Regions from separate parts of the Homo sapiens genome. Here regions 1 and 3 are each linked to region 2. Evidence: read pairs that join two places in POLR2A ChIA-PET (ENCODE). Cell type or tissue: OCI-LY7. All regions are shown on one strand. Each heading gives the region's core, and the rest is flanking DNA. Links, peaks and the distances in the headings are about the cores only.

Region 1 (10,765 bases), core at 2,248-7,247, 180 kb before region 2:
GCTTTTCATATTTGGGCCTAAATGAAATGCTCAGGTCCCAGGACCTCCTACGCTTATAAATTGGCTCCAAGACACAACACATCTACTGTTTGCTTCTGTCACACCCACATACATTTTGAGGTTGTGGAGGCAGATTTTTGTGGATAAGGAAGGAATACATTCCATAAACACAAACTGGAAAACCATTGATTAGATGGAACAGGGAAGAAAGTCTAGGAAAGAAGGCAGGGCCACAAGCTGGACATGAGTCAACAAAGCAACAGAAACAGGCACACACACAGTGTTTGAGGATGTTCAATGAAAGCATTGTCTGTAAGACAATTCTATTTCTTTCTCTGGCCCTCTCTAGTGAAGACACAAGTCGAGTATTGTTGCAGACAGAACCACAATGATAGCAGAGAGTCGGGAAAACAAACTGTGAGGACAGAGTGAATAAAAACTAAGATGTTTATACAAGTGCAATAGTAATCAATAAATATATGAGTGCTTGCATTTAAAGAAATAGCAAGGTAGTGAGAAGGGAATAATTGTGGGGATTAATTCCCACCATTTGCTGGCAGAAGCATAAGGTCCAATGATCAAATTCAAAGGTTTAAGTCAAGCATTCTGAGCTTAAGGGGAAGGGAAAAGTCTCCCCCAGTCTGGGATAAGCTCTACCTTCAAGCTGTTCGGATAAAATAGCGGCTAACATTTGTTGCATTATGCCATTGTCATGCACCCTCCCAAAGCCTTAGATGTATTAGCTTATTGACTCCTCACAGAAACACTATGAAACAGGTGTGATTGGATGCACATTTGACAAATTATGAGACTGAGATAAATAAAGTTTAAGTAGCTTAGCCAAGGTCTTGCTGCTATTGTCAGGACAAGATTTTTAATCGAGGAACCCAGCTGTTACCCAGGAGGCTGGAGCTCCAGTTTTCTTTCTTTCATATATATATATATATATAATTTTTTTTTTCTTAGACAGGGTCTTGCTCTGTCACCCAGGCTGGACTGCACTGGTGAGATCTTAGCATACTGCAGCCTCCAGCTCCTGGGTTCAAGCAATTCTCATGCTTCAGCCTCCTGAGTAGCTGGGATTACATGTGTGTGCCACCATGCCCAGCTAGTTTTTTCTATTTTTAGTAGAGACGGATTTCACTGTGTTACCCAGGCTGATCCTGAACTCCTGGCCTCAAAGTGATCCACCCACCTCGGCCTCCCAAAGTGCTGGGATCGCGGGCGTAAGCCACCGCGCCCAGTTGGAGCTCCAGTTTTCATACAATGCACACATTTGAAAGCTTGCTATTTGGCCTCCCCTTTTAGTTTATTATTGTGATAGTTAATTTCACATGTCTTAAAGTTACTTAATTGTGCCAGGGGTGCTCAGATTAAATATTGTTCTGGGGGGGCTGGGCATGGTGCCTCACACCTGTAATCCTAGCACTTTAGGAGGCCCAGTTGGGCAGGTCCCCTGAGGTCAGGAGTTCGAGACCAGCCTGGCCAACATGGTGAAACTCTGTCTCTACAAAACACAAAAATTAGCCAGGCATGGTTGTGGGTGCCTGTAATCCCAGCTACTTGGGAGGCTGAGTGAGGCAGGAGAATCGCTTGAACCCAGGAGGCGGAGGTTGTGGTGAGCTGAGATCGCACATTGCACTGCAGCATGGACAACAAGAACAAAATTCCATCTCAAAAAAAAAATAAAACATAAATAAATAAATATTGTTCTGGGTGTGCCTGTGAGGGTGTTTCTGTCTGAGATCAACATCGGGATCAGTGGACTTGGTAAAGTAGATTACTCTCTCCAATGTGGGTTGGCACCATCCAATTCATTTCCAGCCTGAAAAGAACAAAAGGTGGAGGAAGGAAGAATTTGCCCCCTTTTGCTTCCAGCCTGGCTACTTGAGTTAGGGGAGGTCTTCTCCTGCCCTTGGACTGGGATTTACAACGTGGGCTTCCCTGGATCTCAGGCCTTCAGACTAAGACTGGACTTTCCTGGGTCTCCAGCTTACAGATGGCAAGACCTTGGGACTTCTCAGCTTCCTAATCATGTGAGCCAATTTCTTATAATAAATCTCTGTATCCTATCTATATCTATAGCTGCATCTTTATCTGCATCTACCTCCTATTGGTTCTGTTTCTCTGGAGAATCCTGACTAATACAATTATAGTACCCCAATCTGCTCAGGAGTCTGACATAACTTTGGGGAACTGGGCAGAGATATTATGAGTGACTCTGCCTTCAAAAAGTCCCCCTTTCTTCTTTCCAGCTTCTAATCAGCTTCAAGAAACATCCTGGAATCCATAAAAAATACTTTTCACGATGTCTGCTCATCACAAGAACTTCTTAGAATAAACCAAGATTTAGTTCTTGTAACAGTGTATATTTGCACACAGTTGTGTAAGTCCTTACTTTTTTTTAACAATTGTTCTCACTTATTTCTTACAAAACCCCAAAAGCACTTTGAGGCTGGTATTATTCTCCTCCTTCTACAGGTGAGATAACTAAAGTTCTGAGAGCTTAGGTGACTTGTCAAAGGTCACTTAGCCAACACGTAACACAGCCAGCACTAGAATCCAAATTCAATGAGTGGTCTTATGTCATGGAACCTCTGGAGGCCAGAAAAAGTCCCTATTCTTTGGGATCTCTCATGTCACTAATATGGTAATACAGAATCCATAAGAGATCTTAAATAGATATTGTTGAAAGATTTCAGTAACAGAGACTGGGCACAGTGGCTCACGCCTGTAATCCCAGCACTTTGGGAGGCTGAGGCAGGTGTATCAACTGATGTCAGAAGTTTGAGATCAGCCTGGCCAACACGGTGAAACCCCGTCTCTACTAAAAATAGAAAAATTAGCCAGGCATGATGGTGGGTGCCTGTAATCCCCAGCTACTCGGGAGGCTGAGGCAGGAGAATCGCTTGAACCTGGGAGGCTGAGGTTGCAGTGAGTTGAGATCACACCATTGCACTGCAGTCTGGGTGACAAGAGTGAAACTCTGTCTCAAAAAAAAAAAAATTTCAGTAGCAGAAAGAATTTTAAAGTGCTAGTTTAAAACTGGAGTGGTGCCTGTATTCTGAAGTAGAAGCTTGGAAGATATTTTTATTTTGTTCTAGAAGGGAACTTTTCTGAGCCCTTTCAGTTCATCTTTCTTAAGGATAGCTAGCGGTTGAATAATCTGAATGCACATATTTCAGACTGAGATGGTAGGTGTTGTTTAATAATATAATGCTGTCATTAATATAACTTTCAATAATGTAAAGGTACAGAATGTTGTGGTTTGAATGTGCCCCTCAAACTTCACATGTTGGAAATTTAATCCCCCAATTCAAATGCTGATTGGAGATGAGTCCTTTCAGAGGCAATTAGGATTAGAGGAGGTCATCAGGGTGGGGGACCCACAACAGGACTGGTGGCTACATGAGAAGAGGAAGAGAAGCCTCAGGTGACACTCACCCTCTTGCCCTCTCACCATGTGATGCTCTCTTTCATGTTATCATGTAGCAAGAAGGCCCTTAATCAGAGGCTGGTGCAATGCTCTTGGACTTTCCAGCCTCTAGAACTATAAGAAATAAGTTTCTTTTCTTTATAAATTACCAGTCTTAGGTATTCAGTTAAAGCAACAAAAAATGGACTAAGGCAGGGAGTGTCTTTGTCTTGAGCAGAGATTTTCTTTATAATTTCTACAAGATTTTTGCTTCTTATACCTGAAAGTAGTAGAAGTGAGGGAGATGAAAAGGAGGAACTGAGCCTGAACAACAAAGTGGTAGGCTGAGGATGGAAAACAGATGGCCCAAGGGGATTTCAACTGAAGGAGTGTGGCCAACGGGTGGCACTAGCAGTGATAATAGATATCCAGATTTAAGGTTCCCTTTTCTGCAGAACAGTTCCTTTGTGTCCATCTCTACCCATGTAAAGTCTTAAACATGGCAGCCTTGCCTTCCATCCTTTGAAAAATAAGGCCCAGGGCTCTGCACCTAGTGTAGGAGGGGAAGAGGTGACGGAGAAGGGTAGCAGGCTGAAAAATAGTTATGAAACAGCCAGAGGTGAATGGCAGAGAAGCCTTGAGGTGTGGGGAGTATAAGATCTGAGACAAGATAACCAGAATGAAAGTGTGAAGAGGATGGCCAGGCATGGTGACTCACGCCTGTAATCCCAGCATCTTGGGAGGCCAAGGCAGGTGGATCACCTGAGATCAGGAGTTCAAGACCAGCCTGGCCAACATGGCAAAACCCCATCTCTACTAAAAAGACAAAAATTTGCCAGGCGTGTTGGTGGGTGCCTGTAATCCCAGCTACTCTGGAGGCTGAGGCAGGAGAATCACTTGAACCTGGAAGGTGGAGGTTGCACTGAGCTGAGATCATGCTACTGCACTCCAGCCTGGGCAACAGAATGAGACTCTGTCTCAAAAAGAAAAAAAAAAAAAGAAAATGTCAAAAAGAGAAGCAACCCTCACCTACCTTGAAGGAGACTCAGAAACGGCTGTGGAGGAAATTGGACTTGCTGCAGACAAGTAGGGTGGGAGTTTCAGCTGCTTTGTATAGGCTTTAAATAGACGTGTTCCCTTGGCCACATACACACACCCAAGTTCATACATATGCCCACAAGCATGTTGAAAGCTGGAGGACCCGGGGAACATTCAGGTTACTTTTGTTAAATACATGAACTACCATATATCCTGAATCTTAGAAGAGAAATGTATATAACCAGAAAATGATATTACCTTATACTCAGACTGTCTTTGTGGGTGATGGGGGACAGTGATTGATAGTAAGTGAAGGGAAATGAAACCATACAAGTAACAGAACTGCAACTAGAGGGAAAATTATTTATTCAAGCCATATGTAAATATGTGCCTTTTTGAAAGTACAGCTTTGTCACTCCTAATGGTTTTAGACATCTGAGAGGGGCCCTGTGCTATAGCCCAGAGAGATCACTGTTTCGACCCGGGGAATTCAGGTTCTATTGACATTCATTTTTATAAGGAATACAGTAGATATCTGAGTAACAAAAAACAGTCTGTAATTATTTACATACATGAAATAATCCTGTTTGTATATTTGAAATAACTGCTATCTATTAACAGAAAGAAAATATTAGTATACAGTAGGTACATCCAGTCATAATGGGCAGTTTGACATTTCTGGAAGAGCCATCTGCAATAAAACAATAGTATTGTAAATATTTGCAAGACAATAATTAAACTCAGCACTGAGGTGAACTCCACACTGATTTTAGTTATTGTTTTTCTTCAGATTCTACAAAGAGTGAAGTACTCCAAAGAAATCTTTACATTCTAAAAAGATCTAGTTTTTATCATGATGCATTGTTTTAATACTCTAAAACTACTTGTCTGTGAGACTATGCTTTTTAGGAATGAATGTGATTCTGTTACTTCTAATGTGATGACAGTAACTCCTGGGTACATTTTAATCTTTGCAATATTTTAACTCAAAATAAAAACCATCCACTAGTGTGAAATATTTCAATGACATGATTCCAATACAGATTCAAGATGAAAACATCAGGTTTCCTTCAAAAGGAATTTTACTCTCCTTTTAGGAAATTGTGTAGGTATTTATATGAGTTAATTTTGAGAATTTTTAGCTAATCATACATTTATTCATCAGTAAGTGATTGAAATCGAGTCCTTTTAGACAAGGAAACCCAATTAAGATGGTGTGGTGGTTGAACTGGGTCCCCTCAAAAAACATATGTTGAAATCCTAATCTCCAGAACCTCAGAATGTGACCTTATTTGGAAATAGGATCATTGAAGATCTAATTAGTTAACATGAGATCATACTGGAATGGGGAGGCCTCCTAATCCACTATGATTGGTACAGGATGATAACCATGTGAAGACAGACACACACAGGAAGAATGTCATGTGACCATGTGACCACAGAGGTAGTGATTAGAGTTATGCAGCTACAAGCCAAGCACTGCTTGTGACACCAGAAACTAAGAGAAAGGCATGCACAGATTCTCCCTAGAGCTTTTGAGAGAGCATGGCCCTACCAACGCATTAATTTCAGACTTCCAGCCTCCAGAAGTATGAGATGATAAATTCCTGTGTTCTGAAGCCACCCAGCTGTGATATTTTGCTATCACAACCCTGGGGAATAAAAACAGATGGGAACAGATGTACCCACCTGTCTTTGTGTCTATGACATAGTACAAAGGGCATAGGCTTTGGGGTCCAGCAGAAATGGAAATTAACCCCAACCCAGTCAATTCTTTCCTATGTGACTTTACACAGGGTAATTAGGGTAGCCGATTTCCTCAGCAACATGATAGAAATAAGATCTTCATAAGATACAGGCATGGTGGTGCATGCCTGTAATCCCAGCTATTCAGGAGGCTGAGGCAGGAGGATAATTTGAGCCCATGAGTTAGAGACCAACCTGAGCAACATAGCAAGACTCCATCTCAAAAAAAAAAAAAAAAAAAAAAAAGATTGTTGAAGGCATCAATTGGTGATTGGTGAATATATGAAAGTTATGGGACACATAGTTTCTCAAAAAATACTAATTTACAACCTGTATATATGAGCTCATTTAAGTAGTCCGTTAATATTATTTTATGTGGTCAAGGAAATTAAAAGCTTTTTTTTCTTTTCAATAATTAAAAAAAAAATAGTATCTATAAATCTGAACTTCTAGTGACCTGGATGTTCAGTAACATTTTTGTCAGTAATGATAAAAAAATGAATTATTCATAGTTAATGGGAAATAGACAACCATTTTATTTATGTGCTCTACAGTTCTGTTCAGTCAAAGAAACTCTAGTCCCCTGGTTTAAAGAACACTCTGGAAAGGAAGTGTCCCACACAAGAGATGTGGTGGATGAAAACTCCCTATAAAAAGTTTATCCCTTTAATTATATGCTAAAAATATATATTTTTAGAAATAGTAAAATGATAGTCTTTCCAAGAGTACTGTAATGTGAATTATCCAACCTAATGACTCAGTTTAAAAGTCTGAATTATGTATTAGTCTCACTAGAAAGGGATAAAATTTGTCATTCAGTATGGGGGAATGACATATTATTTATGTGATCATCCTTCTGAGATCCCATTAAAATAATAGTAAAGAAATTAGGCTGGGCATGGTGGCTCATGCCTGTAATCCCAGCACTTTGGGAGGCCTAGGCGGGTGGATCACGAGGTCAGGAGATCGAGACCATCCTGGCTAACACGGTGAAACCCTGTCTCTACTAAAAATACAAAATAAAATTAGCTGGGCGTGGTGGTGGGTGCCTGTAGTCCCAGCTACTCGGGAGGCTGAGGCAGGAGAATGGCATGAACCCAGGAGGCGGAGCTTGCAATGAGCCAAGATCGCACCACTGCACTCCAGCCTGGGCAACAGAGCGAGATTCCGTCTCAAAAAAAAAAAAAGAAAAAAGAAATTAAAAGAGGCAGAATCTAAGGGCAAAGGTCAATTAAGAGAAAAGAAAGATCTAATGATGATCACCGATCATCATCAGTGATCTAAATCTTTCAATAAACTTCTAGAAGACAGAGCAGGAAGTGATAACTAGAGAAACACAGTGGAGGTAAAGGAACTCAAAATATGCCACTCAGGCTGGGCACAGTGGCTCACACCTGTAATCCCAGCACTTTGGGAGGCAGAGGCAGGTGGATCACCTGAGGTTGGGAGTTCAAGACCAGCCTGACCAACATGGACAAAACCCCGTCTCTACTAAAAATACAAAATTAGCTGGGCATGGTGGCGCATGCCTGTAATCCCAGCTACTCTGGAGGCTGAGGCAGGAGAATCGCTTGAACCCGGGAGGCAGAGGTTGCAGTGAGCTGAGATCACACCACTGCACTCCAGCCTGGGCGACAGAGTGAGACTCCATCTCAAAAAATATAAATAAATAAATAAATATGCCACTCTGGCAAATAGACTATTTTGAGTTAAGGGTCTTGAAAAAAACAGCAAGAACAAGATCACTCTGACCTTCCTACTGCTTATTAAAAGCAGATGATTAAATTCCTGTGTGACAAATGTTCTCCCTGTACCGGAAGGAAAATATCACTCTTATCATCATCAAGGACAAGAAGTTGAGGCCAAGGAAAATCTGTACCAACAAACCATGTTAGACTAATCCTTATCCTCCCAGCCACTTCTCTGTCCAATGAACCACCCTAGCTCAAGCTCCTTTGCCTTGTCACATTTTCACAATTTACTTTGCGTTGTCTACTTCAGTATCTCTGTGTTTATCTCTAACTGCCTCCTTGAGTCTCCATTCCTTTTTGAAGGCTCCCATGCCATGTAAAACTTGCATTAAATAAATGTGCATGCTTTTCTTCCACTGCTATAGCTTATGTCAATTTAAGTATCAGGCTCAGCCAAAAAACCCTAAAAGGGTAGAGATAAAAATTTTGCTTCCTCTATAAAGGGAATTTCAGCCAGAAGGATGCATGGAGAGACCATATCTGTGAAGGAAGCCAATCTGCCTGCAGGACCCAATGTGCACGGGCTCAGAAAATTCACTTCCCGCATTATCTTTTCTTTGCAAATTAATTGGCAATGTGCCTCAACAATACAAAAGAGTAAAGCAAGGAAAAGACACGAGGATCCAGGAAACAGTGGTTTCAAATGAGGTAAGTAATTAAGGGAAGTCCCTGGGTGATAGCTGTGTAGCAGATCAAGGCAGCAAGCAACAAAGGCCTTAGGAGGAAGTTATCTTGAGGAAAAAAGAGAGTTGAGTATTTTTCAAAATCTTACACTAACTTTGAGATTTTGTAATAATAGAAAGATACCAACAATACACAAATAAAAAGAAAGATAGGAGAACAAGTAGAAAGCCACCTTATTAGGATAATTTGACTGCAAGCAGCAGGAAAACCAAACCCAAAACGCTTAAAAATAAGACATTTACTATCTGACATAACAAGAGCTTCATAGGCAGGGAAGCTTCAGTTGACTGGTTAATTCAGTATCTGATTCTTCAAGTGCATAGGTTCTTTACATTTCTCTTTTGTTTTTTCTTTTTCTTTTTCTTTTGACAGTCCAGAGATCTTTTATCTTTTTAACACCTATGATGCCATGAATTCATGGGGAATAGGTTCCAGCAGCTCAGGCTGCTTCCCATTGGTTCTCACACAGTGTGCTTCTCTGGGTGGAGCAGGCTGGGGCTTCAGTTGAACCCAGGTGCCTTTCTCTTTGGCTTCTTTATTTTTCTGACCATTTTCCTTCACGCGTCTCAGGAAGCTATCTCAGCTCTTAGAGTGCTTAATATGCTCAATACGCACATTAATTCTTTTGGCAAGAATCTTGCCCTTGTTTGTTTATGCAATGCCAACAGCATGCTGGGGAACATTGTAGACTCTTCCAGTTTTGCCAAGGTAACACTTGTGGGGCATTCCTTTTTGGACAGTACCCATTCCCTTGATGTCTACAATGTCACCTTTCTTATAGATTTGCATATACGTGGCCAAAGGAACAACTCCATGTTTTCTAAAAGGCCCAGAGAACATATATCGGGTGCCTCTCCTCTTTCCTTTTGTGTTTGTCATTTTGACAAATTACTGGAAGATGGCGATTCCGGCCAAAAGGCTACATCTTTCTTTCTGCCATCTTCACTCATCCAAAGGCAGGCTCCCCTCACGGTGACAAGATGTACATGCTCTTTTAGGGTTCATATCCAACATGGCAGAATCCCAAGAAAAATACTCTATCTCCCTTAGAGAAAGGAAAACTTTCCAGAAGCCCCTAGTAGGCATTTTCTCCCATCTCATTGGCTAAAATTGTATCCTGTGCACATCTGAACAACTACTGGAAAAGAAAATGGAACCACTGCAGCAGGGATTGTTAATTGCCCCTCAATATCCATCTCCCCCTCCTTCCTTTCTATGATAGAACTTCTCTGAATTGTATCTCCACACGTAATCACCAAGCTAGAAGCAACTTTTCCCATCCTCCCTTGCACCTAGGTGTGGTCATGTTACTACGTTCTGGCCAATAGGATATGAGTGGAAATGATGTGGGCAATTTGTAAATTTTTCTTTAAAAGAAGTTGTGTGCTCTCCACTGGCTCAATTCCTCCATTCTGGCTAATATGAAGATTTGGTGGTAGTAGGTCAGCTTCAAACATGAAGATGAGGGCAGCTCCCAAGGAGATGACAGAGCCATGGGTAGAAGGAGCCTGGGGACCCAGGACATTTTCTTGATGCTCAGCCTCTCTATCCTCTTACACTGTAGGCTAGCTAGGAATTCTATCTGACAGAGAGGTCCACTCTATTTATTTTGGTGACTATTAAAGTAGTGGCAGGGGCCAGGCGTGGGCTCATGCCTGTAATCTCAGCACTTTGGGAGGCTGAAGCAGGCAGATCACTTGAGGTCAGGAGTTTGAGACCAGCCTGGTCAACATGGTGAAACCCCATCTCTACTAAAAATACAAAAATTAGCCAGGTGTGGTGACAGGCGCCTGTAATCCCAGCTCTCAAGAAGCTGAGACATGAGAATCGCTTGAACCTGAGAGATAAAGGTTGCAGTGAGCCAAGATTGTGCCATTGCACTCCATCTTAGGTGACACAGTGAGACTCTGTCTCATAAATAAACAAATAAATAAATAAAGTAGTGGCGGGTGCTGTGGCTTATGTCTGTAATCCCATCAATTTGGGAGGCCAAGGCGGGTGGATCACCTGAGGTCGGGAGTTCGAGACCAGCCTGGCCAACATGGTGAAATCCTGTCTCTACTAAAAATACAAAAATTAGCCAGGTATGGTGGCAGGCACCTGTAATCCCAGCTACTTGGGAGGCTGAGGC
Region 2 (10,765 bases), core at 3,004-8,003:
TTCTCATATGGTCATTCAATAGTGTTGAACATACTGTTATGTGGCTCGATGACCCCGGCTATTCCTGCAAGTCCACTCTCTTTTCTAAAAATAGAAATGTGCGTTAGGAATTAAAAGCACCTCATGTTTGATTGTGTTCATGTTCTTTGAATTATCCTGCAGCTTGAGTCACACATTCAATTTAGAGAACAAAAATAATAGCTGCTAATAATGTCTACAAAGAAAATACTTTCAGAAACCCTGATTTGAGCCAGACGTCCAAAGTCAAACCTCCGGGTGGACATTCCCCTCAGGTGAACCATCTGAAAAGACCAGTCAGTGGAGTGGGGGACGCTCCAGGCACCAGCAATGGCGCAACTGTCTCTTCCACCAAAAGGCACAAGTCCCTTTTTCAGTGCGCGAAATGTAGTTTTGCCACAGACTCGGGGCTCGAATTTCAGAGCCACATACCTAAGCACCAGGTGGACAGCTCCACAGCCCAATGTCTCCTCTGTGGTTTGTGCTACACCTCTGCCAGCTCCCTCAGCCGCCACCTCTTCATTGTCCACAAGGTGAGAGACCAGGAGGAGGAGGAGGAAGAGGAGGCGGCGGCAGCGGAGATGGCAGTGGAGGTGGCAGAGCCAGAGGAGGGCTCCGGGGAGGAGGTGCCCATGGAGACTAGAGAGAATGGACTGGAAGAATGTGCCGGTGAGCCTTTGTCGGCTGACCCAGAGGCGAGGAGATTGCTGGGCCCGGCCCCTGAGGACGACGGTGGCCACAATGATCACAGTCAACCACAGGCCTCTCAGGACCAGGACAGCCACGCACCATCCCCTCAGGTGTGACCGGAGACTTTGCAGTGTGCATGGTCAGGGGTGGTGCCGAAGCGTCTTCCACCTGCCGTGCGGACCGTGGAAAATAAAAGGCTCTGCCCCCGGGGTGAGTGTGGCCGGTTGTACCCTGCAGTAGCGTCTGCCCTGAGCTGCCAGTGCTGGGTATCCCCCAGCCCCAGGAAATGTGGGGTCGGCCGGGACCCTCACAGCTCTGAATTTGCTTCTGTTATTTACGGCTTTTTGCTGCTTCTTGGTACCCCATCTCCTGTCTGTGTCCTTCCAACCCCAGGCTGCTTATGTGGCCCAACCCCAATGCTGTCAACTAGGCTTGAACCCCACAGCGGCTGTGCTCTTCTGGGAGGTTCCCGCTTGCTGCCTTCAGCCAGGGCGCTCCTCAGAGCCCTGTTTTCCTGCAGACACCAGCTCTCCTTCCTGCCTTTAGATCCTGAGAAGGAGGGAAATGAGGGGTGCTGACACAGTCCCTCTGGGAGAGCTCTGCCTAGTCTGGTTTGGTGAGGCCCTTGATCACCTTGGCCCTCCTCCCTGTCTTCTCTGATTCTTTTCCCTCAAAATAGTCCTGAGAACTAATTGTCACACTGGCTTATCATGTCTCTGTGGGTGAGGTGGGAGAAGCCTCTGCTGCACACCTCTGTTTGGAACCTGGGCAGAGCAGGAGGTAAGGCAAAGGCAGGCAGGCACCAAGAACCAGACCCCTTGAGAAGGCGCTGTGGGTGGGTCTTTGTTCTGCTGTTCTGCCTTTCCTGACAGGTGGGGTTGGGGCACACAGACATTGGAATATTTGTACTGCTCTCGTGCCATTTGAGAGGCTGCTGCCCCAGGCAGGCCAGCCCCTACTCCTCTTGGCTACACTCATGTTGCTCAGACTATATTTCAAATAAAAAAATCTTCTCACCATGAAAAAAAAAAAAAAAGAAAAGAAAATACTTTCATAATCTTGGTCACATTTAACAGTATACGGAGTCCACAGCCAATCACTTGAAAATCTGGTCCTATGCATAGATCTATGATTCCAAGCGGCAAGAAAGCAAATCTTCCGGGGAAACAAAAAGTGTTACATTCCTTAGTTTTAAGTTCCTATTTCAAAGGATAGAAAGGGAGGCTGTTACCTGTATCCCGATAGACAGGCATCGATTTTTCTTAAAGTGGTCCTTCTTCCTGTCCTCCGTGGTGACGGTGGCTATGGTAGTCGTGGTGGTGACGGTGGCAGTGTTATTGCCCATGTGTTGACTGGCAGGGCCATGGATCTGGGCGTTTGCAGCTTCGATGGCGGCTGTCAGAGCCTTCATACTGTCCAGGCTCTCGGTGGAGTTGCTGAGTCCAGACTGGCTGATAATATCTCCTCGCTGGCCCTGTCCGTCCATGTAGGCATCCTGGGCTGACTCTGTGCTACTCTGGGCTGTGATAGAAATGAAAGGTTTCGTGGTAGTTCTGGGTGGGACTGGAGGTGGTGTCTTCTTATATGTTGTAATGCAAGATGACACTGGAAGACAGTGAAAACAAAGACAATGTGATTTCTGCGTGGGTTTTAATTTCTGATATTGTAACTGACAGCCATTGGGAATTAGGGCACATGAAACACACTGAGACATTTAACAGGAAAACAAGTTCCATTGACAGGCTGAGACCCCTGCTCTCCGGAGGTGGTTTGGGTCTCCTCTGAGGTGACACCTCCACAAAACTGAGGGAGAAAAACACCGGGAAATATCAATCTCTGAAATGGAAGTTTCTAAAATGGAAATTAATATGAATCAACATAAACTAGATACGATTAGCCCTCTGTCGAAACCTTCCCAGCCAACAAATTGTATAGGCACATAGAAAAGGTGAGGGGAGTTTCTGTCTTCAGGGAAAAAACTAAATATAGCTAATATTAAACAGAGTAACTCATTAGAAGAGATTTTAGTGGTTGATAATAAATATGGAAAAAGAAAAAAGGAAGGCAAAGAGGTTGTGAGGATGCGTGTTCTGATCCTAATAACAAGGACGAGGTGTCTGGGGGAGAAGGGTACACACGCCATGGTAGCTGCTGCAACTTGTTTATCGAAGCCAGTTCCTTCCTTCCTTCTTTCCTCCCTCCCCCCTCCCTCCCTCCCTCCTTCCTTCCTTCTTTCCTTTCTTCCTCCCTGCTTTTCCTTTTTCCCTCCTTCCTGTAAAAATATTTTTAAAAAATAGAGAGGAGGTCTCTCTGTGTTGCCCAGGCTGGTCTTGAACTCTGGGCTCAAGAGATCCTCTCCCTTAGGCCTCCTTTCAAAGGACAGAAGAGGAAGCTGTTGCCTATATCCTGACAGACAGACACATAGAAGTGCTGGGATTACAAGCGTGAGCCACCGGGCCCGGCCACTTCCCACCTTTCTGTCTTTCTGCCTGACTGACCGACCTACCTACCTACCTACCTACCTACCTACCTACCTACCTACCTTCCTTCCTTCCTTCCTTCCTTCCTTCCCTCCTCCCTCCCTCCCTTTCTCTCTCTGTCCCTCTGTGTTTCCCCACCTCCTTCCCTTCTTTCCTTCCTTCCCTCCTTCAGTCTTTTTCTTTTCTCTGTCTACCTGTCTTGTCATCCTTCCTTTTCCTTCTCTCTCTCTCTCCGTCTCCCTCTTTCTTGTCTTTCCCCTTCCTCCTCCTCTCTGTCTTCCTTCTTCACTTCCACCTTGCCTATCTCTCTCTCTGTCTTTTTCTGGATAAACTCTCACTATATAAACTTCTTTTGTTTAATTTTTGCTTGTTTCTGAGCAGAACTACTCACTGAGAGTATTTACACTGTACAAAAGTCTCCTATTGTAGAAATTAATCCACATGCTAGCTTATAAATCAGTCTTCGTGGGTTTGGTCTGTATGAGTCACTCCCTAAAGTGTCTTTCTTTAGGGCAACTTGGTCAAGTCAAGGGCCTGAATCTGACTGGGTGTGGTGGCTCTCGCCTGTAATCCCAGCACTTTGGGAGGCCCAGGCGGGTGGATCACCTGAGGTCAGGAGTTTGAGACGAGCCTGGTCAACATGGTGAAACCTCATCTGTACTAAAAATACAAAAATTAGCCGGGTGTGGTGGTGCATGCCTGTAATCCCAGCCACTTGGGAGACTGAGGTAGCAGAATTGCTTGAACCTGGGGGGAGGAGGTTGCAGTGAGCTGAGATCGTGCCACTGCACTCCAGCCTAGGCCACAGAGCAAGATTCGGTCTAAAAAAAATGGTGGGGGCCTGAATCTAGGCTGCTGAGTACAATTTTGGACCCGTACAAGGGGGTCAAGGTCTATTTGGAGGCTCCCGACAGCAGCCTCAGCCCCTCCCTCTAGCCATTTGATTACAACGCTGAGGGTTTTGAAGAAGCTTTACACGTTGGCTTTCAGTTTCTCATTTGTAAAGCATGATTTAAGAAAATAAGGATCAAAAATGAATTAAGTTTCCAAGTGGGACTCCGGTCAGTGAAGCACAATTCCTTAAGCAGCTATTATAAATTCATTCAAATAATTATGCTTCCATCATTTCCTCCCCACCCCACCCCAGCCCACCCACTCTCACAGGTGGTGTCACTGTGGCTCCATCACATCAGCTAGACCTGGCCATGCAGTCCCAACTTGTTACCTACAGTTCCAGCTGCCAACTCAGGCCATCTCACTGAATGAAATACTTGCTTCAACATTGAAGATGTTTCCTCTGGCCACTCAGAGGAAACACCCTATAATGAACAATAAACAAAAGGACTCTATTATGCTGTCCTGCTGTTTCAGTGGCCTATGATTTGGAGTAATTTCCTTAACCATAAAATAGATGGAGACAATAATGTTTGGCTATTTCCCAGGGATTGCCTGAGTATTGGAGGAATAAATCAAGCAAATGTCTCATTACAATATCATATGGACTCTGGGATGGGGAAAGACAAGGTGCATGACATAGAGGCAGTCACCCCTCATTCCCTGGGTGGATGACTGGCAGAGGCCCAGCCCAGGAGAACTTCCCATCTATGTTGACTCATGAAACACACAACTTCATCTCTCTTTTTTTTAGAGATAGGGTCTCACTCTGTCATCAGGTTGGAAGGCAGTGGCACGATCATGGCTCACTGCAGCCTCGATCTCCTAGGCTCAAGCAATCCTCCCACTTCAATCTCTTGAGCAGCTGGGACTAACAGGTGTGCACCACCACATCCAGCTAATTTTTTATTTTTTGTAGAGATGGGGGTCTTGTTGTGTTGCCCAGGCTGGTCTTGAACCCCTGGCTTCAAGCGATCCTCCCATCTTGGCCTCTCAAAGTGCTGGGATTAGAGGCATTAGCCACTATGCCATGCCCGGCCCATCTTTATCATTTGAATGCAGCTCAACAATAAGTGTCGACTTCCTCATTTTTTAGCTAATGCACCTGACAGGAAATACGACTCAGGGAAAATACAGTGCTTGCAAGGTGCAGAGTCAGGAGCGAGCCAGCCAGCCTCAGGTTCTTCCCACTAGCCCACAGCTAAGCCTCTGGCTAAACAATGCCAGTGCATATACATTGTAAATATCTTGCCTCACTCAATTTAGTTTCTTGCATCCAAACCATGGTGGAGCTCTGGTTCCCAGAGAGGCATGAGTGATGGTAGTCCTGCTGGGAGTAACGCTCATCTCAGTGATTCAGCTGAAGACCCAGAGTGGGTGGGAGCCATAATTAGGATAGAACCTCTCCCTGCTAAAATTGAATGAAACTACAGCATTGTACCACTTCTCCTAAGACATGTCTTTACAACGTGAACTCACTATTTTGTTCAAAATGGATTCTCAGGACATTCCGCCCACTGATATTTCAAGAAGCTAAATAACATATTCCAACATCAAATGTCTGATCTTTTGGATTATGTATTGCTTCTTGTTAGCTCTCCTTGGTTTCTTCTTTTAGTGTGGATAATCCAAACTGGACAGTGAGGCCAGGCACAGTGGTTCACACCTGTCATCCCAGCGTTTTGGGAGACTATGGTGGGAGGACTGCTTGAGTCCAGGAGTTGCAGACCAGCCTGGGCAAGATAACGAGATCCCATCTCTACACAATTAGAAAACAAAACCAAACAGTCCCCCTCCAAAAAAAAGCTAGATAATTCAGCCAAATATGGAATCATTTGATTTGCTGTGACATACAGTAAAAATCCTGCCATGATGTGATAAGTGGGGGTGGGAGGGGCTAGTTCACATTGTTTCCAACGCATGACTGACCTTGGGGACTGAGCCTCCAGTGCGGCTCCTACACTCCCCAGGCCAACTGCAATTGGACGCCACCTGGTGGCTGTTGTCAGCTCATCTTCGCTATCGATAGGGATAACTCTGGATACCTTGCTCAACAGGGACATTGGCAGAGTTCCAGTAATGCTTGACATCTACCATGGTTAGACTGGACAGGGAGAATACTGGAGACATGGCTTCTCCAACAGGGTGGTCCAGCCCCCAACACCCAAAGAAGATAAGATTTTGAGATCCCCCCCAACTTCGAATAAGGGAGCTGAATGGAGGGCAGGAACCATCTCCCATGTTGTTATACGGAGGGACATTACTCATTATTATGAGGCTTAAGGAAAGGAACCATCTCCCATGTTGTTATACGGAGGGGCATTACTCATTATTATGAGACTTAAGGACAGGAACCATCTCCCATGCTGTTATGCTGAGGGACTTTACTCGTTATTATGAGGCTTCACTGCAGTGAGCGGCACTGTCCAGTCATGGGCTAGGAAGGTAAAAGGAATTCAAATCTTCATGACTGCTTTTTTTTTTTCAACTACAGACGGGATCTCACTGTGCTGTGTACGCTGGCCTTGAACTCCCAGATTTAAGAGATCCTCCCCCTCTGCCTGCTGAATAGGTGGCACAACGGGCGCATGCCACCATGCCCGGCTTAAGATTGCCATTTGAAGGAGAGGAAAGGGATTCAAATCACAACTCACACTTCCCCATAGTTCCCCTTCTTCATTTTCCAATTCTTCTGCACTCCAAAACTCATACAACGAAATCCTTCCATTTTCCCCAACATCCCCCTTTCCTAGATTTGCTAAGCCCTAAACCCACACTTCTCTCCTAAGGGTATTTTGTTTGTTGGTTGGTTGGTTTCAGTTCTACTCTCAGAATTCAGTGCCAGGAAAGATTTAGAACCCACTGAGAAGGTCTGAGCACCAGCAGGTGTGTGACACATAAGAGTGAGACTGAAGGAGGGTGAAACACCAGCCAATATGTTTGTCTTGCCTGGTCAAAACAGAAAGAGAAAATGAGAAAGAGAAAAAGAGAAAACGAGCAGTTTCTATACAGTAAGTGAAACATCTGATTTGTTTAAGAGTGACGTTCTCTTTTTATTTTGAGACGGAGTTTCGCTCTTGTCGCCCAGGTGCAATGGTGCAATCTCGGCTCACTGCAACCTCTGCCTCCCGGGTTCAAGCAATTCTCCTGCCTCAGCCTCTGGAGTAGGTGGGATTACAGGCCTGCGCCACCATGCCTGGCTAATTTTTGTGGGTTTAGTAGAGACAGAGTTTCACCATGTTGGCCAGGCTAGTCTCAAACCCCTGACCTCAGGTGATTCACCTGCCTCGGCCTCCCAAAGTGCTGGGATTACAGGCATGAGCCACCGCTCCCTGCAAGAATTGAGAGGTGAAGCCAGCTGGACTTCCTGGGTCGAGTGGGGACTTGGAGAACTTTTCTAGCTAAAGGATTGTAAACGCACCAATCAGCACCTGTGTCTAGCTAAAGGATTGTAAACGCACCAATCGGCACTCTGTAAAAACGGACCAATCAACACTCTGTAAAACGGATCAATCAGCAGGACGTGGGCGGGGACAAATAAGGGAATAAAAGTTGGCCACCCCAGCCAGCAGCAGCAATCCCGCTTGGGTCCCCTTCCATGCTGTGGAAGCTTTGTTCTTTCGCTCTTCACAATAAATCTTGCTGCTGCTCACTCTTTGGGTCCACACTACCTTTATGAGCTGTAACACTCATTGTGAGGGTCTGTGGCTTCATTCCTGAAGTCAGCGAGACCACTAACCCACCGGGAGGAACAAACAACTCCGCACACACCAGCTTTAAGAGCTGTAACACTCACCATGAGGGTCCGCGGCTTCATTCTTGAAGTCAGCAAGACCAGGAACCCACAAGAAGGAATAAATTCCAGACACAGAATGACGTTCTCAAAAACAATGATTTTTAAAATGTAAGTGGAACTTGAAAAAAGAAATGATGCTGTATTTTTTATCACCATTACTGCTTTCCTTTGCCCTGATAAGTTTTTTGTTCATTTCAAATGAAATTATTTTTTTCCTCATCTGGCTGAAAGGACTCTTATCCATTTATGAGAGAGTTGCAGAACTAGAGCTGCAGATTTCAGTGACATTTTCATTCAGTGGATACTGTAGTGCACAGAGAGACCAGAGGTTGGTATTTACATTTAAGAAGTTATATATTTTTGGGGCCGGGCGCTGTGGCTCACGCCTGTAATCCCAGAACTTTGGGAGGCTGAGGCGGCCAGATCACCTGAGGTTGGGAGTTCGAGACCAGCCTGAACAACATGGAGGAACCCCATCTCTACTAAAAATACAAAATTAGTCAGGCGTGGCAGCACATGCATCTAACCCCAGCTACTCGGGAGGCTGAGGCAGGAGAATCACTTGAACCTGGGAGGCGGAGGTTGCGGTGAGCCGAGATTGCGCCATTGCACTCCAGCCTGGGCAATAAGAATGAAACTCCGTCTCAAAAAAAAAAAAAGTTATATTTTTAAGAAAGACATTATACGGCAGAGTGCGGTGGCTCGCTCCTGTAATCCCAGCACTTTGGGATGCTGAGGCAGGTGGATCACAAGGTCAGGAGATCAAGACCATCCTGGCCAACATGTTGAAACCCCATCTCTACTAAAAATACAAAAATTAGCCAGGCGTGGTGGTGTGTGCCTGTATTCCCAGCTACTCAGGAGGCTGAGGCAGGAGAATTGCTTGAGCCCGGGAGGCGGAGGTTGCAGTGAGCCAAGATCGCGCCACTGCACTCCAGCCTGAGCGACAGAGCGAGACTCCATCTCAAAAAAAAAAAAAAGAAAAAAGAAAGAAAGACATTATAGAGAAAACAACACATTCCTATCATTTCAGCTTCGAGCTAGCTCATGATTGAATATTGCCTACATTTGTATGGAAAGATAATGCGGCCAGGCGCGGTGGCTTATGCCTGTAATCCTGGCACTTTAGGAGGCCAAGGCAGGGGATAATTTGAGGTCGCGAGTTCGAAACCAGCCTGGTCAACATGGTGAAACCCCGTCTCTACTAAAAATATATAAAAAAAAATTAACCCAGCGTGGTGGCAGGCGCCTGTAATCCCAGCTATTTGGGAGGCTGAGGCGGGAGAACTGCTTGAACCCAAGAGGCAGAGGTTGCAGTGAGCCAAGATCGTACCTCTGCACTCCAGCCTGGGCGACAGAATGAAACTCCGTCTGAAAAAAAGAAAAAAAAGAAAAAAAGAAAGTGTTGCAAGCTTCAGGAAGGCCTGGGCCAGAGATTATTTTATTCTGTAGTGGTGAAGATGTTCTGGCAAATTATCCAGACTCTCTTTCCACTCTGGTTATCCTTCAAGTTTAACAGCACACAAGTGTCAGGCGGCCACAAAACAGATGTGAGATCAAACTCCCTTTTTGTGCCTTTTTATTCATAAACCCTTACCAGCTAAGCGAATGGATCATACACCATAAGCTATGTAGAGCAACTATTTAGCAGTTCCTGATTACTGCATTTTAGAAATTCTTTAAAACATGAGAGAGCAAGTCCATAAGGAACCACAAATAAAAACACAATAAGACAAAGTAATTAAACTTATATATAAATTAAATTATATATAGATATATATGCAGATGTCCCAGAGTCAAGTAACATCTTTTTGATGTAAACATGTTGTTACCCCAAGGCGTTGTTATTAAGTGCAGCTATTATCAAGCAAGCTGTGATTTGATCATCCTTGAGAAGTGGCAGCGCCTACACAGAGCTCATGGGGAAAGCAACCTTGGATTTGCTGTGAGTTCTATCAGATGGTGTCATCTTACTGAGATGAAGACTACCAGAGAGAAGGGCTGCCTTGGTCCACTGTCTAAAATCTGCTGAGGGCAAAGTTCTCCCGATTTGGTCCAGGTGATCAGCAGTTGTTCAACAAGCCCTCAAAAAGAAGGCCTTTATTTCTTTATTTGAGACAGAGTTTCGCTCTTGTTGCCCAGGCTGGAGCGCAATGGCACCGTCTCGGCTCACTGCAACATCCACCTCCCAGGTTCAAGCAATTCTCCTGCTTCAGCCTCCTGAGTAGCTGGGATTACAGGCATGTGCCACCACACCAGGCTAATTTTTTTTATTTAATAGAGATGGGGTTTCACCATGTTGGTCAGGCTGGTCTCGAACTCCTGACCTCAGGTGATCCAGCTCCCTTAGCCTCCCAAAGTGTTGGGATTACACGTGTGAGTCACTGTGCCTGGCCAAAAGGGCTTTATTAAAAAGATTTTTAAAATCTAATGGGGTTGACAGAAGCGTGCTGGAACTGGCCCTTCTCAGCTTGCTAAGCTCGATTGTGCACATTTCTTTCTACCTCTGTATTCAGTCACTTTTCACTGTTAGCTTGAAATTGTTGACCTTGGTGTATTTACACCATGGAAATCAGCAAATGCCTGAAATCCAGGTTCCCCCCTGTGGATTTTCTTCAATCAGAGAGCCGGTTGTTAAGCATTTCCAACACCCCTGTGTGTACAGAGCAGGGTTATTCAAAGCCTGGTCTGCAGAGTGGTGCCCGTTTGCAAACTGTGTCACAGTGCAGGGTGACACATGCTATGAAAATTGAGTGTAGGGTCAGGTACGGTGGCCCACACCTGTAATCCCAGCACTCTGGGAGGTCGAGGCCAGTGGATCACCTGGGGTCAGGAGTTTGAGACCATCCTGGCGAACATGGTGAAACCCTGTCTCTACTAAAAATAC
Region 3 (10,765 bases), core at 3,216-8,215, 86 kb before region 2:
CTATTGTATCTTCCAGCTCCTTAAATGTTCCTGCTTACTTTTCATAATTGAAATTGCTCAGAGAAAGAAGGAAGTGTTCATCAACTGACAACTATATATGCAAATCTCTGAAGGGTAGCTATGCTGGAATGGTTTTTATTTGTAGAGCATTGGTCCTCACAAGCAGTAAAAGCATCTGGATTTAAGACTACAGAAATCTGAAATTGTTGCTTATAATCTCCTTGTAGAGTCAACAGGAAGAATGCATTTTCCCCCTCAGTAACAGAAGAGAAAACGCAGGCTCTATTTGCTCCGACTTCCCCTTTTCCAAAGTGAAAGGAAGAGTTTTTCAACTGAAGAACCTCTTCATTGAGATCTCAAAAGAAGCTTGCTAATAACACTAATTTATCGATCAAGTTTCCAGATGAAATTAGCACCTACTTCTTCAAGAAGACAGACAAGAAGTGTGAAGAGGGAACGTGGCAATCATAATCAGCACTAGTGAAAATATTCTGCCCCATGAATAGCAACAGTTCAATCAGCTGCGTGGTAGAGCTTGAGCTGGCATTTATGAAAATGTTTGCTTGCTCTCAGCCATTTTCTCTAAGTTGAGGCCTGTGCTCATTTACAAAGAAGACCTATTGGAATAATCCCTTGGCTGTCTAAGTCGAGACACAGGAATCAGGAATCACACTGGAGCTTCACATTCCTGTGATTTTCTGATGACGCCTTCCTGGACCAGCAGCAAACCCAGAGGACAGCATACGACTAGGGGGTAGCACGCTATTTCCCATCTCTATGCTTTATGGGAGAGGATGAGTGACTTACAGTCACTGTAAGTAAACTTGCGCTGGTAATTGAATTAGAGCTGAGAGAGGGTTTTCAGACAGGGCCACTAGTTTGTTTGCAAAATGAGTTGATTCGATCTTGGCTTAGCAGCTGCAAGTCAAACAACCTATTGAGCAAACCCAAGGTAAATTTCAGCACCCTTTAGTATCAATGGCATTCGAGAATGAACACATTCAGACGCTTTGATTTTTAAGATGTCATTTATTTAAAGCAAAATCAGTTTATATTCTCAAGGGGTGGATTTCAAAGATATAAAAAGAAAAGTCATTTTCGGAACAAACAATTTTGTTCAATTTCTATATAAAACCTAAATTACACTTTTTTTTTTTTTGGAGAGTAGACTCTGTGATATGGGAAATGGCTTCACTGAAATTCAGATTTCTACATGCAAAAGCTGACTCATTTTGTTATGGGATTAGCTAAAATGTTTAAAGAGCCCCGATGAAACAGATGAACTAATTTGTGAAAAGGCAAAAAGTGTAATCACGGTTCAGACTACATGAATAGTCAGTGCACGAACCAAAGCGATGAGGCCTTTGTAACCTCACAGAGATTCAGTCACCTGATCATTCCTCTTTCAAAGCAGTTTCAAAAGTACAGTGTGTTATTCTGGTGACTGGCATAGGTCTTGCTTATGTACAAAAATCAGAAAAAGTGGCTCCTGTGCTTACTAATTTCCAAGGTTGTTGCATGTCGGTGAAAAGTTGGTGGGGATTAGGACAAAGCACTGTGGAAACAAATTTTAGAGTTGTGGCATTTTCAGGCAACAAATAAGTGCAAGTCCACATCATAAAAAATTCTAATTTACCCTTTTTGGGGGTCAATTTGTATTTTTTTTTTTTGAGACAGAGTCTCGTTCTGTCACCCAGGTTGGAGTACAGTGGTGCGATCCCAGCTCACTGCAGCCTCCACCTCTTGGGTTCAAGCGTTTCTCCTGCCTCACTCAGCCTCCCGAGTAGCTGGGATTACAGGCATGTGCCACCATGCCTGGCTAATTTTTGTATTTTTAGTGGAGGCGCGGTTTCACCATGTTGGCCGGGCTGGTCTCAAATTTTTGACCTCAGGTGATTCACCCACCTCGGCCTCCCAAAGTGCTGGGATTACAGGCGTGAGCCACTGCGCCTGGCCAAATTTGTATTTTTTTATATAAAGTAAGGTTTACAAATATGACCTAAATGAAAACCAGATAAAATTGACAATGGCAAATAATTACCAATTTTAAATGTGGCAAGAATGACAGAGACGGCACTAAAGGAGCTCAATAAAGCCTTGGGTTCTGGACTCAGATCTGTCTTTTAATCATTGTGGCACATTGGGCAAGTCACTAAACCTCAGTGAGGCACAGTTTTTCATTATTGCAAGGATGGAATGGAAGCCACAAAGCATTTTTCTGATTTTCCCTACACTTGAGAGTTGTGTAGGAAACAAAGTGGATGAAATGTATGCAAAGAAATCAAAGTAGGTAAAACTGACATGAATTTGCACATTTGAAAGGCTCATCACTCCTTCATAAGATAGACAGTTATTCTCAGCTTCTGAACTGAAACTTCACGAGTGGGATTATCAGAGTAAAAGGACTTTTTAGTTCTTCGGTATTGAAACCCCTTTAAACAGGATGTAAGTTCTCCCTACGTCATCAACAACGAATAGCACACGTGCTGTACAGTGAAAGTTAGAATGATACGCTTCTTAATTGCAGAAGTATTCCCGTCAAAAGACAATAAAGCATATTTTGGAAGAAGTGGGACTCTAGTAAAAACACACAGACCTGAAAGCAGTGCATTAATTATTTTATTAATTTCTTCTTTTTACATTATGGGAAACATTCATCTATTTACAATATTTTTTTGTTCACACACAATCTAGGTAAATAAGCCTATGAAATTCCAATTCATAAAGCCATAAAAATGTTCCCACCCCTCCATCTGAAGGCTTTCAAATGAATCTTTTTTTTCCAAACCAAAATAATTTTTAAAAATTACATTTGGGAATTCAGATATGCTAGTGATTTACATTCCAGTTATTTAAAATATGCATCTAGACATGTTTTAAAAAAGAAATGGTAAATTCACAAGGATAAGGCTTAAATGAAAGTGGTAATGCACAGTAAAACATTAAGGAAACATCTATAAATAACAGAAATATATTACAATAAATTAGTTCTATTTACCATTTCAAATATTAAAAATCTTTAATCCATTTCTTCATCTCTCTTTACAAAAAGGTTATGTGAATTGTATGGAAACATCTGCAAAAAATATAATAAATACTTAATTTCTTTGAACGTTTTTTGATGTGGGAGACAAACTTCTTTTGTAATCCCCCCCTCCCCAAGAAAATGCCCAACACCTTTATACCAAAGTTAAACAAAATAAGTAATTTTTCAGGGTACATACATTTTCCATTACGAACTAAAAAACATTTCTACAAATTACATCAAAAAGAACAATGTAACAAAGGTTATGCTCATGAATGTCAGTTTCAGGGGTCAAGCAGCATTGTGTGGGGTCATGTTCTAACACCAATAATTAGCTTTTTATAAAGTGTTTGTACAATTTAAATTGTATTTTCAAGGAAGGCAAAGATCATGATGCCCTGTAGGCCTTGAGCTAAAAGATTTAAAATTCTTACCAAAAATAGCTTATGAATATACAAATGCCGTTCACTTAGACAAGATAAATAGGCCTTCTCTTGTCTCTCTTTAAAATATCATGGGCTAAATTAGTTTCCAAAGAAAATATTGTAGGATGATCTTGAGTCGTATTAGAAATCTATTTCTTAATCCAAATCTCAACTCTACCTCAGGGCACGGAGCTGTAATTGTGAGCATGGGTCTTGGGATGAACGCTGCTTCTTTCATATTAATCTGTGAGTTCCAAGTCATTCTCAGTATTGAATGTGACCATAGGCTACCCAAGTGGCAGTTGGCCCTACTCGATGCAAGCTTTGTGTGACTTTTAATTGCTGCTACAAGGTAAAGAAAAGGTGTATTCTTTTTAAAACTAGCAAATACTTGAAGCTCAAAATCTCTGTATGCTCCAATTTCACAAAGCACTTTGAGTGCTTTGTTCACCCTAGTTAAAAGTTGGTTCGTTGGTTTCAAAATAAGTGAGTAGCCCTTTTCTTGTAAACCACAGCAGTAAACATTTGTGCCCTGTTTATAAAGGTAGCTCAAAGCATCGATGGCTCTGAGAGGTAGCGAATTCTCTAGTGGTTTTAGAATATGTCCGTGAAAATATCTGTTGCTAGAACCCATCACCTCTCTTAATTTCATAAGTAAAATTAAATTAGCACCTGGCTATGAGAGTGTATTATTTTAAAAAGCTTCTCTGGTGCAAGCATGTTTGATGTATGTTTTTAAAAGTCTTTCGTTTTTAATTTCTAATGCTTTAGGATGTTAGCTGGACATAAAATGCCATTGATACTTAAGATTGCCACATCCTAAGTGTTTAAACTGTGACGAGTAAGGGCATTTAAAGACAACTTCAGCTAGACACCGATGCATACTGCCCATCAATCAAGACTAAAAATCTAAATCAACACTCTCTGCCAAAAGCCTTGACTTCTTTCAGTGTTTATGAATCATGACTCCCCCCACCTCTTCATGGCTGTTGACCCTGGCAGGTCGAGTTTCTTCTCTCACTACCTGGAACCTCAAGATGACAGCGGCAGCTCTTTTGAATGAGGCAGCATGTCTATTGGGGCAAAAATTTATTTTAGCCATTTGACACAGGACAGAATCCTATGCTAGGTATTACTGGACTCTGCAGTAGTGAGAGGAGATGAAAGGAGAAAATATATCTGAAATACGAACTACTTGGGTTAAAATAGACGGATGTGTAGCATTCAAAGGGATGGTAGGAAAACCCAAACTCTTCTCCAAAAACAGCCTTGCTGCCATTTACAGCGCTTTATAAGCAGATATGTACTTATATATGTGGAATCAGGTAGGCCCACCTGGATGGACACTTAACAAATTAATAGAACCAACACTTTCCCTTTAAAAACAGCCGCCACGACAACAATATAAATATACACAGTACAATAAGAGTTGAGAAAACATTTCAGGTCTAGATTTTCTTAATAATAGAACAAAAAAATCCCTTATGTAGTATACTAAACCATCAGTGCCTCCTTTGCCTTGCTTCATGTTATTGCCTTTCAGAATAGATTAATTTCCCTGAAAGATCGAATTTACAATCTTCTGCTGATTGAGACATTTGAAGCTGTGATTGATGAAGTAACAGTGAGGCAGTTTGTGCAGCTGTGAGTGTGCAGGTGCCCCCAGCACCTGCAGATTTCGCTTCTCCCATCCTTGCTACACATCCAGGTCCCCCACCCCCAGGCCAGGCTTGGTCCCCTCTCTCTGTGTCCCTCATGGATTCCAGTGAGATGGTGTGATTTCTGAGGTTGGGAATAAAGTGCTCCATCTGCTTTTTTAAAAGAATAACCATTTAGGGGAAATAAAGGGAATCGGAGGCCTAGTTTCTTTCACGTGGAAGACGGTAAGTCCCAAAGGATCACCCTGTGATACTGGATTTCTGAAATACCCTATGGTTTTATATTGCTGAACAGACTAGCTCGAGAGAACTGAGGACGGCGGGTGACCTAAAGGCATCACTTCTACACAGGTGGGTTTGGCTTTGCCCAGAAAATAAAGGGTTGGATCTCAGTATGAGGCAGGGCGACGGCATCAGGACAGGGGGCGAAGCTCGGTGAAGAAGGAGATGGGCAAACGGGTACGGGAAGTGGGGGGCTGAGGGGGGCCCGGGGGGCGGCTCCTGCGAGGTGGACAACTACACCGCGACAGTGGAAGTCACCGAGCTCGGGAGCGGACGGGCTCGGAGGGGGAGAGGCAGCCGGCAGAGGAGCGGCCGGGGGAGGAGGGGACAGATGCTTGGCGGCGGCGGCCGGGCTGCGGGGCGCTCAGAGCCGGGTCTGCGCCTCGGGGATGTAGATCTCGATGCTCTCGGCGCTCTCGGTGGCCGAGTTCTGGCGGACGGACGCGGCGCGCTTGGCGGCCATCAGGCGCTTGCGGGCCTCCTGGCGCTGCGAGCTCTCCAGCGAGCGCTCCCGGATCAGCGGCGCGGGGCCCTTCGCCGGCTTCTTTGGCACTGGAGGAGGGGCCCTTCTCTCCTGATCAAAGCAGAAGGTTCAGGACATTACACAGCTTCTCAGGACAAGCTTGGGAAAAACTGGGATAGGTCAGTAGTTAGAACACACAGTTTTTTACCTAGGGGTGGTTAGTTCTGATCTGCACACTGCATATCTACTTTTTTCTTCATTATTCTGGCTTGGGCATTCAAAAGATGCAGAAAAAAAAAAATCCCGGTAAGCTTAAGGCCCAGGGTAAGGCTGGGTTGCAGAACTAGGTCTCTCCAAGGGAAGGAAGTGGGTATTTTAAAGGCCCCCTGCGGAAAGCCTGCGGCTCCCAGCACATTGAGTGCGGTTCTCTCTGGAGACTCCAGACTCCTCCTGGTGCCAGAGATGGGCCAGGAAGCAGCGGCTGCAGCAGCATCTTAGAACCCCTGCATCCCCTCTAAGGATGCAAGTCACCGGGTGCAAGCTTGGTTCAGAGCTTAAAAACATCTCCGCTCTGTCCCCGGCCCGCCCACCGTCCCCTTCCCACCAAACCTAAATAAACAGAGGAGGAAGAAGAGATATCAGATTGTGTTCTTTAGCTTTGTTGGTGCTACACCAGGTTAGACCCTTTTGCACACCACACACGAACACACAAGCAATATACAATATACAGGGTCACGGGAGAGGGAGGCCATTGATATTTCCTACACTCGAGAGTTAATTAAGTCAGTTCCAAGGTGACTCTGACTAGGGGCCTCGGGATAACTGTGGTGGCCCAGGAAGCAATTCCAATCACAGGGGCAGAAACTGTGCCATGAAAAGTTGACACAGGATGAAAGAGGTCATTCCTCTTATCAGCAGCAAACTATGAAATGGGCGGATATTTTCAATGCCACTGCAAAAACAAAAGACAGTCATCTCTTTGGCATTAAAAAAAATGCAGCAGGAAAGAATGGCGTCTAGACCACAAAGGATTTTTAGGCAAAGAAGGTTGAAGTTGTAGACTGTGAAAGGGTGCACATAAAACTGATGTTTTCATTTTAAATAAAATACCCTCCATTCTCATAAAATGAAGCGTGAACATTATCTTAAAATATAGTTTCGGTGATTCTCCAAAGAGTACTCTTTGTATCTTAACACCAATGCTCAGCACAGCAATTCCTCCCTGCTTGCCAGAGCAAGTGCCTAGTTCAACTTCTCACCCTGGAGCTACCCCACCGGCTGTCTAAGGTGGAGTCTGTGTGGCTTAAAAGAGAAAAAAGGAGAGCCTGGAGTGCAAACTATATTCTCCCAACTCTGATTGTGCTTGTTCATTTTTCTCCTCAGGTTCATGGGGTGATGAAAAGCTCTGATCACAGGCAAAGTCCATTAAAAACCGTAAAAATCAAGCTAACTAATGATTTACTATGTAAATATCAATAGGTTACATATATCAATTCTTAGCATCTCTTCTTTTAGACATTTTAAATCTTCATTGTGGAATAACTCAGTGGATATTTTTAGAAATATGAATATTGGATATTTTTTAGTCATTTTCCTTTCCTTATACATTTGGATTTTTTAAACAATGATTACTATTATTATTATTATTGAGACAAGCTCTCGCTCTGTCACCCAGGCTGGAGTGCAGTGGCGCAACCACGGCTCACTGCAGACTCAAACTCTCCGAGTTCAAGCAATCCTCCCACCTCAGCCTCCCAAGTAGCTGGCACTACAAGTGTGTACCACCACGCCCAGCTAATTTTTGTACTTTTTGTAGAGACGGCGTTTCACCATATTGTTGCCCAGGCTGGTTTTGAACTCCTGGACTCAAGTGATCCACCCGCCTCAGCCTCCCAAAGTGCTGGGATTACAGACATGAGCCACCATGCCCAGCCAACAATGATTATTTAAAAAAAAAAAAAAAAAATTAGATGCATCAGCTCTGGAAACTAAATTACCAGTATGTGTGCATTTGTAGTGTTTTCTTAAAATAAGACTGATTTAAAGCTTATCTAGCAGATAGTTTTAAACACAGATTAAAGAAAACTAGATTGGGTACAAATGTTTGGCTTCCCAAGTGAGAGGCCACATGTACATCAACAGTACTTTCCAACTTAACACTACGACCCCCATTTTGATGGTGACAGAATTGGAAACGGGGGACAGTGATGAGAGCATCACCCTCCTGTCACTTACAGATGGTCCCTTGGGACTGGATTTTTCCTGGGAGACCATTGACCCCAAGAACCCTGAAAACATGATATGCGGTAGCAGAATGGATTAGATTGCTGTTAGCTTTCTGGTAGGTGAGGGGACCTGAAAAGAACAGGGCCACCAGCATTTCAAGGGAACAGCCATTCCAATTTTCAGAGGTTGATTCTCTTGGAATTATTTGACCTGAGGCCATAGGAAAGCAAAGGGTTAAAAAAGTCACGTTTGACATGCCAGCCTGGGGAGCTGGACATTGGATACCCGTGTGAGCCTCGTGGAACACCATAATCAAATGTGAAAATTAGAGTTGATTAATTAAAGTAAAAGAATTTAAGTCTTTATTTCTAAACTGATGCATGAGGACCCCAGTGAGCAATATTCCCCAAGGCAAATCAACCAAAAGCAAAACTGTTTTGAAAAAAAAAAAAAAAAAAAACCCAACATTTATGTAATTACTGTGAAACTTTATGGTATATATTTTTAGACTTGAACAACAGTAATTTCTTTATTACTATATTTATGAAATGATTATCAAAGTCAGTTATTTTTCAGGGCATCCTATTTTTCTTGAAAACACATCCTAGGGGTGTAAGGAAGTTGAACTCTTGTTCTATGGATTCATGCACTGAAGATGTCATTTATTTTAGTTTAAAAAGCAAAATGGAGGCAGTTCCTTCCAGTGACTAAAATGGTTTAACTTAAAGTTTAATTAACAAAAAAAGCCACATTCCCATTTTCCAATTCACAAAGACAGGTTTTTCTTTAAAAATATGCCTGAAACATATTACAGATAATATCCCAAATGATTACTATGTAAACATTGTCATTACAATGAAATTAATATGATATCAGCTCCATTTCACATTGTAAACAGCAGGACTGAATGCAGAAGCCTATTTAGACTGTCCAGTGTTTGTGCAGGTTTTTAAATGAACCATACAAAATCTACATTGTTCTACCTTCTTGTCAAGAGGATCCATCTGTTTCCAATTATTGGCCTTTAACTGATGAAGTTCATCAAATTTCATACTAATATTTTCTATGGACAACTGCAGCATGTCCCAAAACCCCGCCAAATCCTGGGAGGTGGGTCTTGGATGAGCATTAGGATTCTGCACAAGAGAAAGAAAAACATTCATGCTTTAGAAGCAATTCTTGACAAGCACAGGGCCAAAAAGGCATTTTCAAATATTTCAAACAACATAAGGAGGACTAGTTCCTTTTGGTTTTCCGACACGAGGTAAAAGTGAGGTTACAAATGTTAATTTTATACACTCATCCGTTTGAGTCAGTGATTCTCAAATGTCAAGGTTGTAAAACTCTTCTGTTGTGATACCACATCTATCAATTCAATATGGTATGGGGGAAGGGTCTAAACATATGAAAAATTCCAGAATGTGTGATCTACTACAGGACGTATTTTAAAACACCATATTCAAATGAAAATGACATTTCTGAAAAAAAAAATACAGTGTATTATTATTAGAGTTTGTATTCCACTACATGCCATACAATTTATTCAGAGAACAGATAAGGAATCTAAAATAAGATTAGTTTAAATATTCATGTTAAGTAAAACACAAATGATTAGTAATAAAATATTGGATGTTCCAAGCACTATGTGTTTAATAATTAAGATGTTTACTAATATAGGAAGTAATTTTATCATAGGAAGTAATTTTATCATATGACTGCTTTGACAAAATCATTTGAAAATTCATTCATTTTAAATTGACCATAAAATAATATAGCAAATGTGAGAACACATTATCTCTACATACATCTCTACATCTATATGTCTGTAATGACCCATTTGCTAAGTGATAGTAAACATTCTTCAGTGTTTCAGGATTGACTTTCTTTGCCCCATCCACATATCCCTGATACCAGAACATATAAACCTGAATTTATATGCCCTAAGACAGGAAAAACACAGCTAGGAGACTGAAAATATCATACTCTTTGTTAATTACTACCTGCAGCAGTAGCTAAAGGCATTCATGATTAGACGGGTGGCAGCCTCCATATGTCAAGAGATCCTAGCTGGTATCTGTTTTGGTGACCTCTTGGTATTTCAGGCAACTGGACAGACTGTGAAACTCCATGTCCTATGATAACACGAGGCCAGTGTATGCTTTTAAAACTAACCCCTAATAAAAATGATATCAGAATTTTGGAAAGTACAAGGTTGAAGACCATCAAAATAATGGATTGGAAAGACATTTTAAGTCCTTGGGTGCACCAGTATTATTGGCCTACCTCAAAATAAAAATAAATGAAGTCTGGGCGTGGTGGCTCATGCCTGTAATCCCAGCACTTTGGGAGTCCGAAGTGGGTGGATCACCTGAGGTCAGGAGTTCGAGACCAGCCTGGCCAACATGGCAAAACCCCATCTCTACTGAAAATACAAAAATAATCCAGGCACGATGGTGCACACCTGTAATCCCAGCTGCTCAGGAGGCTGAGGCAAGAGAATCGCTTGGACCTGAGAGGCGGAGATTGCAGTGAGCCAAGGTTGTGCCATTGCACTCCAGCCTGGGTGACAAGAGCGACATTCTGTCTCAAAAATAAATAAATAAACAGATAGATAGATAGATATATTTATAAATTTATAGTTCCTAAAGTGCCCAAAAGTTCTAAAGTTCATTAGAAGAAATAAATT

The links. Peaks named below come from ENCODE experiments on the same cell type or tissue, not always from the same donor. Only the 100,000 strongest peaks of a DNase experiment are listed, where the experiment ranks them.
Region 1: POLR2A ChIA-PET joins it to region 2 with 48 read pairs; 9 of 35 experiments call an interaction of 5 or more read pairs at or near these places.
Region 3: POLR2A ChIA-PET joins it to region 2 with 11 read pairs; 9 of 35 experiments call an interaction of 5 or more read pairs at or near these places.

What each region holds. Positions count from the first base shown.
Region 1 is chr18:3,397,306-3,408,070 of GRCh38, forward strand. It overlaps the pseudogene RPL21P127. Among named protein-coding and RNA genes, the nearest start is that of TGIF1, 47 kb to the right of the region's middle. In OCI-LY7, for the core only: no CTCF peak of the experiment used is centred there; DNase peaks (open chromatin) are centred at 3,806, 4,496, 4,786 and 5,886; H3K4me3 peaks cover 2,515 bases; H3K27ac peaks cover 3,400 bases.
Region 2 is chr18:3,579,936-3,590,700 of GRCh38, forward strand. DLGAP1 (DLG associated protein 1) reads right to left here. Exons shown (of 13, transcript NM_004746.4): 8 at 1,940-2,313. It also overlaps the pseudogene LOC100419892. Among named protein-coding and RNA genes, the nearest start is that of DLGAP1-AS1, 8.8 kb to the right of the region's middle. RefSeq lists an enhancer at 7,003-7,172. In OCI-LY7, for the core only: CTCF peaks have their summits at 6,087 (motif pointing left) and 6,303; DNase peaks (open chromatin) are centred at 5,176, 6,036, 7,036, 7,516 and 2 weaker places; H3K4me3 peaks cover 3,454 bases; H3K27ac peaks cover 4,608 bases.
Region 3 is chr18:3,493,431-3,504,195 of GRCh38, forward strand. DLGAP1 (DLG associated protein 1) reads right to left here. Exons shown (of 13, transcript NM_004746.4): 12 at 9,063-9,215; 13 at 2,602-5,964. The coding sequence ends at 5,755. Among named protein-coding and RNA genes, the nearest start is that of GAPLINC, 33 kb to the left of the region's middle. In OCI-LY7, for the core only: no CTCF peak of the experiment used is centred there; DNase peaks (open chromatin) are centred at 4,461, 5,121, 5,431 and 5,751; H3K4me3 peaks cover 4,254 bases; H3K27ac peaks cover 4,082 bases.